Regions from separate parts of the Mus musculus genome. Here region 2 is linked to region 1. A link is a loop called in an ENCODE intact Hi-C map of the cell type or tissue named here. Cell type or tissue: heart. All regions are shown on one strand. Each heading gives the region's core, and the rest is flanking DNA. Links, peaks and the distances in the headings are about the cores only. Region 1 holds the start of Rnf2 (ring finger protein 2). Region 2 holds the start of Swt1 (SWT1 RNA endoribonuclease homolog (S. cerevisiae)).

What was found. Peaks named below come from ENCODE experiments on the same cell type or tissue, not always from the same donor. Only the 100,000 strongest peaks of a DNase experiment are listed, where the experiment ranks them.
Region 2: it touches region 1 in a loop (11-fold over the local background); 1 of 42 quality-filtered maps calls a loop at or near these places.

Annotation. Positions count from the first base shown.
Region 1 is chr1:151,498,652-151,504,025 of GRCm38, forward strand. It overlaps Rnf2 (ring finger protein 2), which reads right to left and starts at 2,340. Exons shown (of 7, transcript NM_011277.3): 1 at 2,068-2,340. In heart, for the core only: no CTCF peak of the experiment used is centred there; DNase peaks (open chromatin) are centred at 1,640 and 2,300; H3K4me3 peaks cover 2,851 bases; H3K27ac peaks cover 1,911 bases.
Region 2 is chr1:151,425,696-151,431,069 of GRCm38, forward strand. It overlaps Swt1 (SWT1 RNA endoribonuclease homolog (S. cerevisiae)), which reads right to left and starts at 2,740. Exons shown (of 20, transcript NM_025819.4): 1 at 2,602-2,740. It overlaps Trmt1l (tRNA methyltransferase 1 like), which reads left to right and starts at 2,847. Exons shown (of 15, transcript NM_026876.4): 1 at 2,847-3,407. The coding sequence starts at 3,182. In heart, for the core only: no CTCF peak of the experiment used is centred there; a DNase peak (open chromatin) is centred at 2,816; H3K4me3 peaks cover 3,558 bases; H3K27ac peaks cover 2,380 bases.

The DNA of each region.
Region 1 (5,374 bases), core at 256-5,255:
AAGGCAGGAGGTTGGGCAGTCCTGACATCAAAAACCTAAGATCAGTAATAGACTAATGAAATTCCAAACATGACTTAAGTCTACATTTCTGTGTACTCTACCTGGGCACTGTCTTAAATGAGCCACAGAGAAAACAAAACTAAATAAATAACAAAGCCCACTAAAGTTCCAGTATTTTGTATGTCTGTAGTGTCTGTTACACTATTTGTTCTAACTGAAAGCTTTCTGTGCAGCACATTAGAGGACCATTATCTTATTTTTCAAATATAAAGGCTATCATAAAGTCTCCTTTTAGAGGCTTGGATTTTGCCTTGTCTGTGCTTGTGAGACAGTCTCATAGCCCACTCTGCTCTTTGTGTAGCCCAGGATGGCCTGTCTCTACTCCTAAAGCTAAGTCAGCTATGTGTCTAAAGTCTACAACTTAGTCTTCATCTGAACTACTGCCCTGTCCCTTCCACACGAGGGATTTAGAGAAATAAGTAAACTTGGAGAAAGTAAAAACCCATATTTGGTGTGATACCTAACAACTGGAGTGTTATATATTTATCAGTTATTTTACTAAATAGATTAGATGTTACCATCAAGTCTTTAAAAAAGGATACCTGTTGATTGTAGCAAGTAGAGATTTTAGAGGGCAAAGAGGTATATCCAGGAGTAATATTGTTGCCGTTTAAGTTCTTTATAAATCAGAGGTTAAAAGTTCAACTTAAGACACAAAATGTAAGACAGCTGTGTTGAATGTCTATAATCTTGTCACCAGGGAAGCTGAGACAGGAGGATTGCCTTAAACTCAGTATCGAGTATGAGGCCAGCTTGCCTGGACAATACTGAATGGGTCGCTGGCAAAAGTAAATAAATAAAAATAAAATAAATCTCAAAATACTGAATGGGTCGCTTGCAAAAGTAAATAAATAAAAATAAAATAAATCTCAAAACCCGACATTTGCTTTATTAAAATATTCAACAATTACAAATAATTAGATACCAATTCCACTAAGTACTCCAGTTGATTATCTCGAAACTATCAAAAAATAATTGAATGCAAATGACTTATGGTACTTTTAATTAAAATATGGCTTAAATTACTTGACACTATGCCTTCCTTTTTTTTTATTTCAAAAGAAATAACCGCATACCAAATACTTAAAAGCCTAGCTAAGCTTTTTCACACACCGTGTAGAAAGTCTGACATTTCCACAACAAGTCACAAGGCATACAAACTTCCGACAGCTTCTTTAAAAAGACACCCAACGGGGCTTCGGGGACATGAATCGGTAATCTGTTCCGGTGGGCAAAAGCAAAGAAAGGAACCTCAAAGTTTCCAAGACCGACCTTTTTTTTTTTTTTTTTTTTTAAACCAACAACAATATCTCTGCGAGTATGAAGGCGACTTCTGAAGCGAGGAAACGATTCTAACAAGGGCCGGGACTCGGGAGCCGACAGGCAGAGGGAGTGGACCAAGGATTTCGGCAAACACAGCCCGGGGTCAAAACGCGAAGCAGCTCGAACCCACGGAGTCGCCCCCTCCCCCAACACCGCCTCCAGGGTGAGCCCGTGGCTCGCGGAGGCGGCAACAGATACTCCGGGGCAGGCGGCGGCTCTCCAGGAATGTGGGGCCGAGAGGGGATCCCGAGCCCACCCCGGTGCCAGGTCCCAAAGGAGAGCTGTCGGCCCGGAGCGCCCCTCCCCGCCCCCACGGCGCCGACCTCCGGGCCCCGCGAGCAAGCCCAGGGCTAAGTTCTCCCAGCGCTCCGGTGCCGCCCTCGAGGCCCCGGCCGCCGTAAGCCCAGGGCCGCGCGGGTGCGCTTCCCCGAAGGGCTCCGGACGCTTCGCCAGCCCGGTGCTCACGGGCCGCGAACAATGAGCCCTCCCGGGCGGGCCGCGAGCGGCGGAGCGAACGGCCGGGGGCGGCGGCGCCATCGCCTCACGGCCCCTCGCGGCCGCGGACACACACACACACACACACCCCCAGCCCCGCCGCCGCTCGGGCCGCGGCCCGTTCCGGGTGCCCCTGCCCCAGCCCGCCGCCCTCGCAGACGTCGCCATCCCCCTCCCTGCCTAGCTCACCGGCTCCTGCCCCAGCCCGGGGGTGCGCTGGCAGTGGCCGGAGCGAGACTCGAGAATCAACCGCCGGCGCCGCCGCACAATATGGCGAGTCTCGGCTTCCGCAATGGAGCTCGGGAAATACAACAGGGGCCGCTCAATATTCATGAGAGACTGGGGAGGGGGGAGCCGGCTCGGCCGGAGCTGCGGGGAGGGCGGGAAGGAGCGAGCGAGCGAGCGAGCGAGCGAGGAGGCGGAGGCGCGGGACGCGGACGCGCACCGCGCGGGGAGGCCCCTGGCGTAGGGGAAGGGGCGTGCCTAGTGCAGGCCCGGACCGCCGGGCCACGCCCACACCCTGGCCCTGGCTCCGCCCCCGCCCGTGGCTACAGCTCGCCAGACGCCCCCAGCGCCGGCGCAGCCCCCAGCCAACGCCTGCTGACTTGGGCGTCTTCTTTCTGTCTGTTTCCCCCGTCCTGGAGCCTTTCTGGGCCTGTCTGAGCCCACAGGTTGCGCCTTCCCTCCCGCTGCTGAGGTTTCGATTTGGGCTTCCAGCCCCTGACTTCGTCCTCGTCCTCGTAGTCATCCCAGCCCAAGTAAATCCTCAGGGTTTCTGCTGCAGAACTTTCCGGACTTTGGATCTCTAAGGCATACAAAGCCAGCAAGATCTAAGGAAAGTGACCTTCAACTCTGGAAATAGGCGCTTGTTAGTACGTCCCTAATGATCTCCTTGCTACTCTTTATATCGACCTCCTTGACGCTTTCAGTGTTCTGAATTTGAAAATATAAGTAGCCATAGATAGTTGTCATTACCACCACCACTACCCAAAAAAATAGCCTGCAAGTTGTCACTCGGTAATTCCTGCATTTAACTTTTAAGTAACACGTAGGAAAAAAAGTTCCCTAACTTCAAAATGTTTCATTGGTCATGGTCTCTTGAAAGGATAATCAAGAATAGCAGATGATAAATGGGAAGGCACTTAATTTGCACTGCACTGAAATTGGGCGAGGTGGCTTATAGCTTCCAGTAACGTTATTATGGAATTCCTTTTCTGTGGCTTAAAATTTTCTTACTTATTGTATTATTCGGGGTTTTCTATAGAAACAACTAATAGAATGCATATATATTAAATATATTCAGCATATAGAGAGGGGGGATATTAAGTATATGCAATATAGAGAGAGGTGGGGTGGGTATTAGAGTGGCTTACAGGCTGTGGTCTAAGCCAACAGTACTGTCTCCAAACTACAAGGTGAAGAACCTAGTAGTTTTAAGCCCTTGGTGCTGGCTGTGTCAGCGGGTCGTTGGCCTATGTTGGAATCCAAAGAAGTGTTTTTTAATATCAGTAAAGTAATGTCTCAGCATCAGATCTTGCTGGCGAAAGCTTTCTACTCACCCCTTCCTTTTTTGTATGCTACCACAGAAGGTGTGGCAAAGAGTTCAGATGGGACTTCAAGGCTTGAATGATCCAATCAAGAAAACATTCACGAGTGTGCTCAGTTGTTTGGTGTTTTGTTAATCCCAGATGTGACCAACCAGGATTGGTGCTCACACTTACTGTCCACTCTAGCAATTTAAAAAGCCCAAGGTTAAACTTTTCCCGGGATGTGAATCAAAGCCAAAATAACCCCGAGTGTTGTGTTCCTCCATCCTCTGGAGACGGGTAGTCTGGAGCAGAAACACTGACCTTCCATCAAAGCGGAATGTTCATAATTGAGAACTCTTTGCTCTAGTTCAAACGCTTCTGGAAATCGTGATGTGTAACTGCTTGAAGCCAGTCAATCAGTGTTAAGGAAGGCCGTCATTTATAGGGAGCACAGAAGATACAGGTAAATCTAATATCCTATTTAAAGGGTCACAGTAGGATTGTCTTTAAAGAAGAAAACGTATGGGATATTTAGATTAAAAATTATTTAAAAAGTTAGACTTTGGGCTAAAAATCCTTTAGTACAAAGATACTTCTAACAAATCAGTGTGACTTCATCTATTTTACCTCTTCACTGGCATGAGACCAGTCTGCGGTGGCCCACACCTTTAATCCAAGCACTCAGGAGGCATAGACAGATGGATCTCTGTGAGTTCAAGGACAGCCTGGTCTACAGAGTGAGTTCCAGAACAACCAGGGCTACACAGAGAAACCCTGTCTGGAAGAAAACCAAAAAACTTGGAATGGATCATCCTAGATTGGCTTAAACAGGAAAGTTATGTTCTGCCATTTGGTAAGAAATATTTCTAAAACCTTTAGATTCAATACAACACAGGTTTATCGCCTGCTCATCCTTAGTGATTAATTAGAATCAAAATCACTGTTCCAGTCTCTCTGGAAACCAGATTGACAGAGACCTCAATCTCTTAGCTGTAGCCCTTGTGTTAGTCAGGGACCTCTAGAGTAACAGGACTTATAGAATGAATCTCTCTCTAGAGAGAAATGGAATTTATTATACTCACTATGGCTATAGTCCAGCTAACCCAATAATGGCTGCCTATAAATGGACTGTCCAAGAGTCTAGTAGTTCAGTCCACAGGGTGGGATATCTTAGCTAGTCCGTAGTATACGCAGGAATCCCAAAGACGTGGTCTCCAATGCCAGTGAAGGAATGGTTTTGCTAGCAATGCAAGAGCAAGCAGGCAAAGAACAAAAACTTCCTTCTTCCATGTGCTTGCAAAGACTTCCAGCAGAAGCTGTGGCCCTGATTAAAGAGGCCTCTTCCCAGATCAAAGATCCAGATTAGAAGTGGATCTTCCCACTTCAAATTAAGCAAATACCCCTCCATTTTTGGTTTTTGTTAGTTCCAGATATAGTCAAATGGACAACTAAGAATAGCCATCGATGCACCTGAGTCACAGTAATTCATTCTCTGTAGCAGAGAAAGAAAGAAACTGAAGAATAACCGGGAGCTTTCAAAAACTTACTTTGGAAGAGACACGATCACTGATGGAATTCCACTGGCCAGAACCAGTTACCCAAGTCAATACATCTACAAGGATGGTGCATTCTCGAACTTAGCTCAGGAAGAAAAGGAGAGTTAGTTGGGGTGTGTGTGTGTGTGTGTGTGTGTTTGGTTTTGGGTTTTTTGTTTTGTTTTGGTTTGGTTTTGGTTTTGGTTTTTTGAGACAGGGTTTCTCTGTGCAGTCCTGGCTGGACTGGAACTCACTCTGTAGACCAGGCTGGCCTCGAACTCAGAAATCCACCTGCCTCTGCCTCCCAAGTGCTGCGATTAAAGGCGTGTGCCACCACTGCCCAGAGAAAAGGAGAGTTATAAGTGAATAATTGTAATGTTAGCAATGGAGATGCCACCAGTTAGTTCATGGATGCTATGAATAACTCCAAGA
Region 2 (5,374 bases), core at 166-5,165, 73 kb before region 1:
ATTTAATTCATTATATAAAAATAAATAAACACACAATCATTAGCACACAAACTTGCTTTTACCTCTAATGGTAAAATTACATATATAAAGAATTATTTTAGCCAGGCATGGTGGCGCAGCCTTTGACCCCAGCACTTGGGAGGCAGAGGCAGGCAGATTTCTGAGTTCCAGGCCAGCTGGTCTACAGAGTGAGTTCCAGAACAGCCAGGGCTACACAGAGAAACCCTGTCTCTAAATAAATAAATAAATAAATAGAAAGAATTATTTTAAAATAAATTTAAGGTTTTCAGAAATGTTAGATTTGTATTTATTTTAAATCTCTATAACCCTGGGTCCAATAAAATCATTTCAAGCAAAAAGGGATCAAAGGTAGAAAAATTCTAAAATGTCCTGCCATAAGATTGTTCACCTAAAACATTGCAGCTTTTGGTTCAATAATGCTTATATAGCATCTTCCATAATAAACAGGACTAACCCGTATAATCAAAGCCACTGCATGGTATATATTAGCTAGGATTTCTATTGCTATAATAAAAACCATGATTAAAAGCAACTTGAGGAGGGTTTATTTCACTGACATTTCCACAACACAGTCACTCAAATAGTCCAGCAACCAAAATCAAGTTTCTGGCATGTGAGTAACTTTGAAGCTGACCCATGTCAAGTCTTTACCTGACAACAGTGGATCTACCAGGTAGCTTCAGTATATCGTCGTTAAAGACCCAAATCCTAATACAGCCAGGAAGTTCATTTTTAATTCCTGGTCCACAAAAACTGTTGAAATTATTTTTATTGTTGCTTAACAGGGCCGGGCGTGGTGGCGCACGCCTTTAATCCCAGCACTTGGGAGGCAGAGGCAGGCTGTTTTTCTGAGTTCAAGGCCAGCCTGGTCTACAGAGTGAGTTCCAAGACAGCCAGGGCTACACAGAGAAACCTTGATGTGAAAAAACAAACAAACAAAAATATAAGATAGCTTATGCAGTAATGCAACTGATGCTTAATATACTCTCCTAAGCCTTTAAACTGAAAATTCCCTCATGCTTAGAAATTCTGAATTTAAACTGCCACAGAATCCCCATGCTAACATTAAATTGTTGTCATCTGTTTTCTAGCTGGTGTTAAATAAGGTTAAAATATTGAGTCAAGCTCTCAAATTAATCATTTACTCTTTTTATAAATGGGAAAAAAAAAAAAACAAGTACTACAAGTACTAAGGATGTCATTTAGAGCTAAGACACAGTGCCTGTTATGAATACCAAAGGCAGAGGGAGGGGTGAGGTGGGGTGAGGTGTTCTGTCAATTAAAAATAATACCATTTCTTTTTTTTTAATATATTATGTATTTATGTGCTTTATGTGTTTTGTCTGCATTCAAGTCTCTGTGAGGGCATCAAATCCCTGGGACCTGGAGTTACAGATGGTTTCCATCTGTCAAGTGGATGGCTGGGAACTGATAAGAGTCTTCCGCAAGAAAAGCAGGTGACCTAAACCACTGAACAATCTCTCTGGTCCTAGTTACCATTTCTACAGGTTGTAATAGGTGCTATTGTCTCACTTTTAATCGTTAAATAGTTAACTCCCCACATAGGAATCCTAGTCCAAAAGCGGTTAAAAGGCCTTCAGTCGTCTTGTGGGGCCAGGCTTCTGACCTTTAAGCTAAGGAGCTAAGCAAATACTTTACCACTGAGATAAGTACATTCGTAGCCCTTAAGGGCTTTAGAACTTGCAAAAGACTGGTGGGGACAAAGTTTACGTTAAACTGGGGAAGGAAAAACACCTTCAAACACTCCAACTAGGAAGGACAATGAGAGAGCAAAACTTCCAGACAGCATTTCAAAGTAACAAACAATCACACACCGTCTCCTATGGTTTCCCAACAGAGGAAAAAAACCTGAGAACCTCCCCTCTTGCCTTAAACGCTCAAGACAGTCCGAAGCAGGCAACCTGAAAGAAAGATCAATTTGGGTTGTTTTTGTTTTGTTTTTCCAGTCTGCTCCAGTGTGCTTATTAGAAATAAAGTGAAGAGAACAAATAAGACTTCGGTGATAAACAAGTCCAGGATATATATATTTATAAAACTTGAGGCGCAGAGGATTCCCTGGCCATATTCCTTAGAGAATCTGAAATGCATCAAAGTGATACATTTGTTAGTAAAAGCCTAAAAAAAAACAAAACAAAACAGGTCAAAACTGCAAAACAATCTCCTACAACCACACCGCGCCTATTCTGCTATCCTTAACCTAGAGGCAAAATTGAAAAAGTGAAGAGCGTCCGGGTCGCAAGTTGTGGGGGGGAAAGTTGTGGAGAGCGGAGTCAGGACTCTACCTCAGGGGGCTGACAGAAAAGTGCTTCTGGGATTCATAAACTGCCTCGGCCCACCCCCACACAAGCCGCCATCGGTCCCCCCACCGCCTCAGGTCCAGCTGGAGCAACCCGGCCACACACTCCACGAGCCGGCCGACCTCCGACCAGCCCCCGCAGTCGCCCGGCCCAGACCTCAGCTCGCGGGTCCCGAGCCCGACCGACGTCCGGGTACAGGAGGCCAGCAGTGAAAAGCTGTCGCCCAGAGAGATGTCCACGCGCCCGGAATACCCTAACTTACCTGAGTCCGCGGCAGCAGCAGCCACAGCGACAGTGGCGATTCCCCGGACCAGTCGGACACCCAAAGCGCCTTCCCAGAGCCCGCTGCACACTGGGAAATGTAGTTCTGTACTCGGACCCCCGCCAGGAGCCGAACGCTCCAGGCAATTCTAGAGTTCTCGGCGCTCTGTGTGTGTTTCCTCCAAGGACCGGAACTGAGCACCGCCCATGAGGCGCGATGCCTCCTGGGTGTTGTAGTCTTATTTCGGTTCGGTGGCGGCCAGTGATGCAGAGGACGTACCGAGGAAACGGAACTCTTTTTCCTCATTGGACACTGTCCGCCACACGCTTCTGCGCAGTCTGTGGTGGCGTCGTAACGCCTCGGGGAAGGGGAAGCCGGCGAAGGGTCGAACCGCTGCCTCTGGCTTTCAGTTTTTCTGCTGACAGGGTTGGGTCACTGGAGCTCCGCCGTTTGTCTGTGGCACGCGTACAGCCTTCCCAATTGCTTCCCCGCCCTTGGATCCAGCCCTGTGTGCATTAACGTCTATTAACCCACTCCGCCGCGAGTCCCCTCCGCGTCCCCTGGCTCGGAGGCCGTAACTATGGAGAATATGGCGGAGGAGGAGCTGCTACCCCAGGAGAAGGAGGAGGCCCAGGTCAGGGTCCCGACCCGGGCCCCGGATTCGGCTCCGGTCCCAGCTCCGGCCGCAGATACGGCTCTGGACTCGGCTCCGACGCCGGACTCGGATCCAGCCCCAGCCCTTGCCCCGGCCCCGGCTCCGGCCCTGTCCCCGTCCCTAGCCTCTGTCCCCGAGGAGGCTGAAAGCAGTAAGTGCAGACGGCCTGATCTCTCTGCCGCAGAGAAGCGAGAAACCATGCCTCGCTGGGGAATAGGGGAGGCCCTTCTCCAGGGTGTTTTTTTTAATGTGGAAAGGCAAATTTAGAAAAATGGGAGGAGGAGGAGGAACCAGAGCGGCAGGTAAGAGTAAAAGGAATACAGCATGGAAAGGGATACTTCTTCCATAAACCTCGAGGATATCATCCTGAAGGATATATGAAGGCCAGGCGTGAGGCAGAGAAAAATAAACAATGAAATTAGTGGCTGTGTCCGTTAGTGTCTTTAGTAGTTTCCATCTCAACCCAGTCTACAATAGTTTTAAAACTTTCCACTGTGTTACAGTAATGGAGGTACTAAGGTAGTAGTAGATCAAGATTGAGAAACTGAAAGCATTTTTCAGTCAGGACTTATACACACTGATGGATTTGTCTCATTGCTGGAGTATACTTTGCTCCCGAGAATAGAAACTCCGTCTCTTGTATCTGCCAAATACTAATTGAGCTTTGTACTTCATTCCAAAGGACAACGATCGTGAAAACGTATAGCCCATATTTTTATTTTCTGAATGTGTTTATACATGTTCCGAGTGGTGGTTTTTCGGTTCATATAAGAAACATAAGACTGATAATTATTAGCATTTTAAGGATCTTCTTAACATTTTGCACAGCGGGCCTAAAAAAAAAAAATTCAACGAGTTTTGTTTTTTTTTTCAACAAATCTGTGGTCCATAAATGGATCTTTATACTCCTTCTGAATTATCGCGTGAGGAATTAATTCATATTTCTAGGCCAGTTGGGGGTTAAATGTACATAAAACAGTCATAATCTAAGAGAATTATTTTGCAGTTCTACAACCACATTCAAGAGCAGCAGAATTGATCCCAGGAAAGACAAAAATCATCCAGTAGACTCATCATTTGGGATCACAGCTTTTAGTGCAAAACAAGGCCTTTTCTCCCTCTACATACAACCTGATGGATAGGGACTTTTACACTGTTAAGGGAATAGCTACCACCCACCTGATCATGTTTAAATCGGACATAGTTCAGCTGTTTGGGGAATGCTTCTTTACTTCTTCACCATTTTAATGCCTTAAAATGCCTCATGGGGCATAGTGACTCCTCATGGTATGTATGCCTGTAATCCTAACACTCCAGAGATTCAGGCAGGCCTGGTAGCTTGGAGATCAACCTGAGCTGCCTAGGGAGACATTGTCCCAAAAGTCTGTCTTAGGGGAAGAGGGTTGCAAACATTTGATTATATGTGCTACAACAATTACAAATTTCTACTGTGAAGAATTTGTGCTGTTGAAACCTTTAAACACGCACTAATCCTTTGAAAATGTATTTTCAGATCTAGTTAGTCCTTTGAAGGCAGTAGCAGCTAGGCAAGATGAAAATGGTGATTCTGAAATAGAATTGAAATTTGAGGAAAAAGTAACAGAAGAAATTGTGAAAGAACCTTCTAGTATATTGGGTTTGTCTGATTTAACAGGTTTACTTTATTGATTATGAGTATGCTATTTAAAAAAAAAAAAAAAGGAGTGTGCCGGGCGTGGTGGCGCACGCCTTTAATCCCAGCACTCGGGAGGCAGAGGCAGGTGGATTTCTGAGTTCAAGGCCAGTCTGGTCTACAAAGTGAGCTCCAGGACAGCCAGGGCTACACAGAGAAACCCTGTCTTGAAAAACCAAAAAAAAAAAAAAAAAAAAAAGAGTGTTTAAATACAGAATGATATTACCATGTTGAACCAGAAAAGATTAGAAAGATATAAAAAGAATTTTCAGACAGGTTTTGAAATTTTCCTTCAATAGTGGACTAGATAATTTTCAGTTTTCTTTTTCTAACTTATTAATTTTATTAGGATCCTCTTATATTGTACTGCCTAACAGAATAATCCAGGAGGCATATCTTTTATGCAGCATTATATATCCTATTGCACATACATGCCTGAACTATGA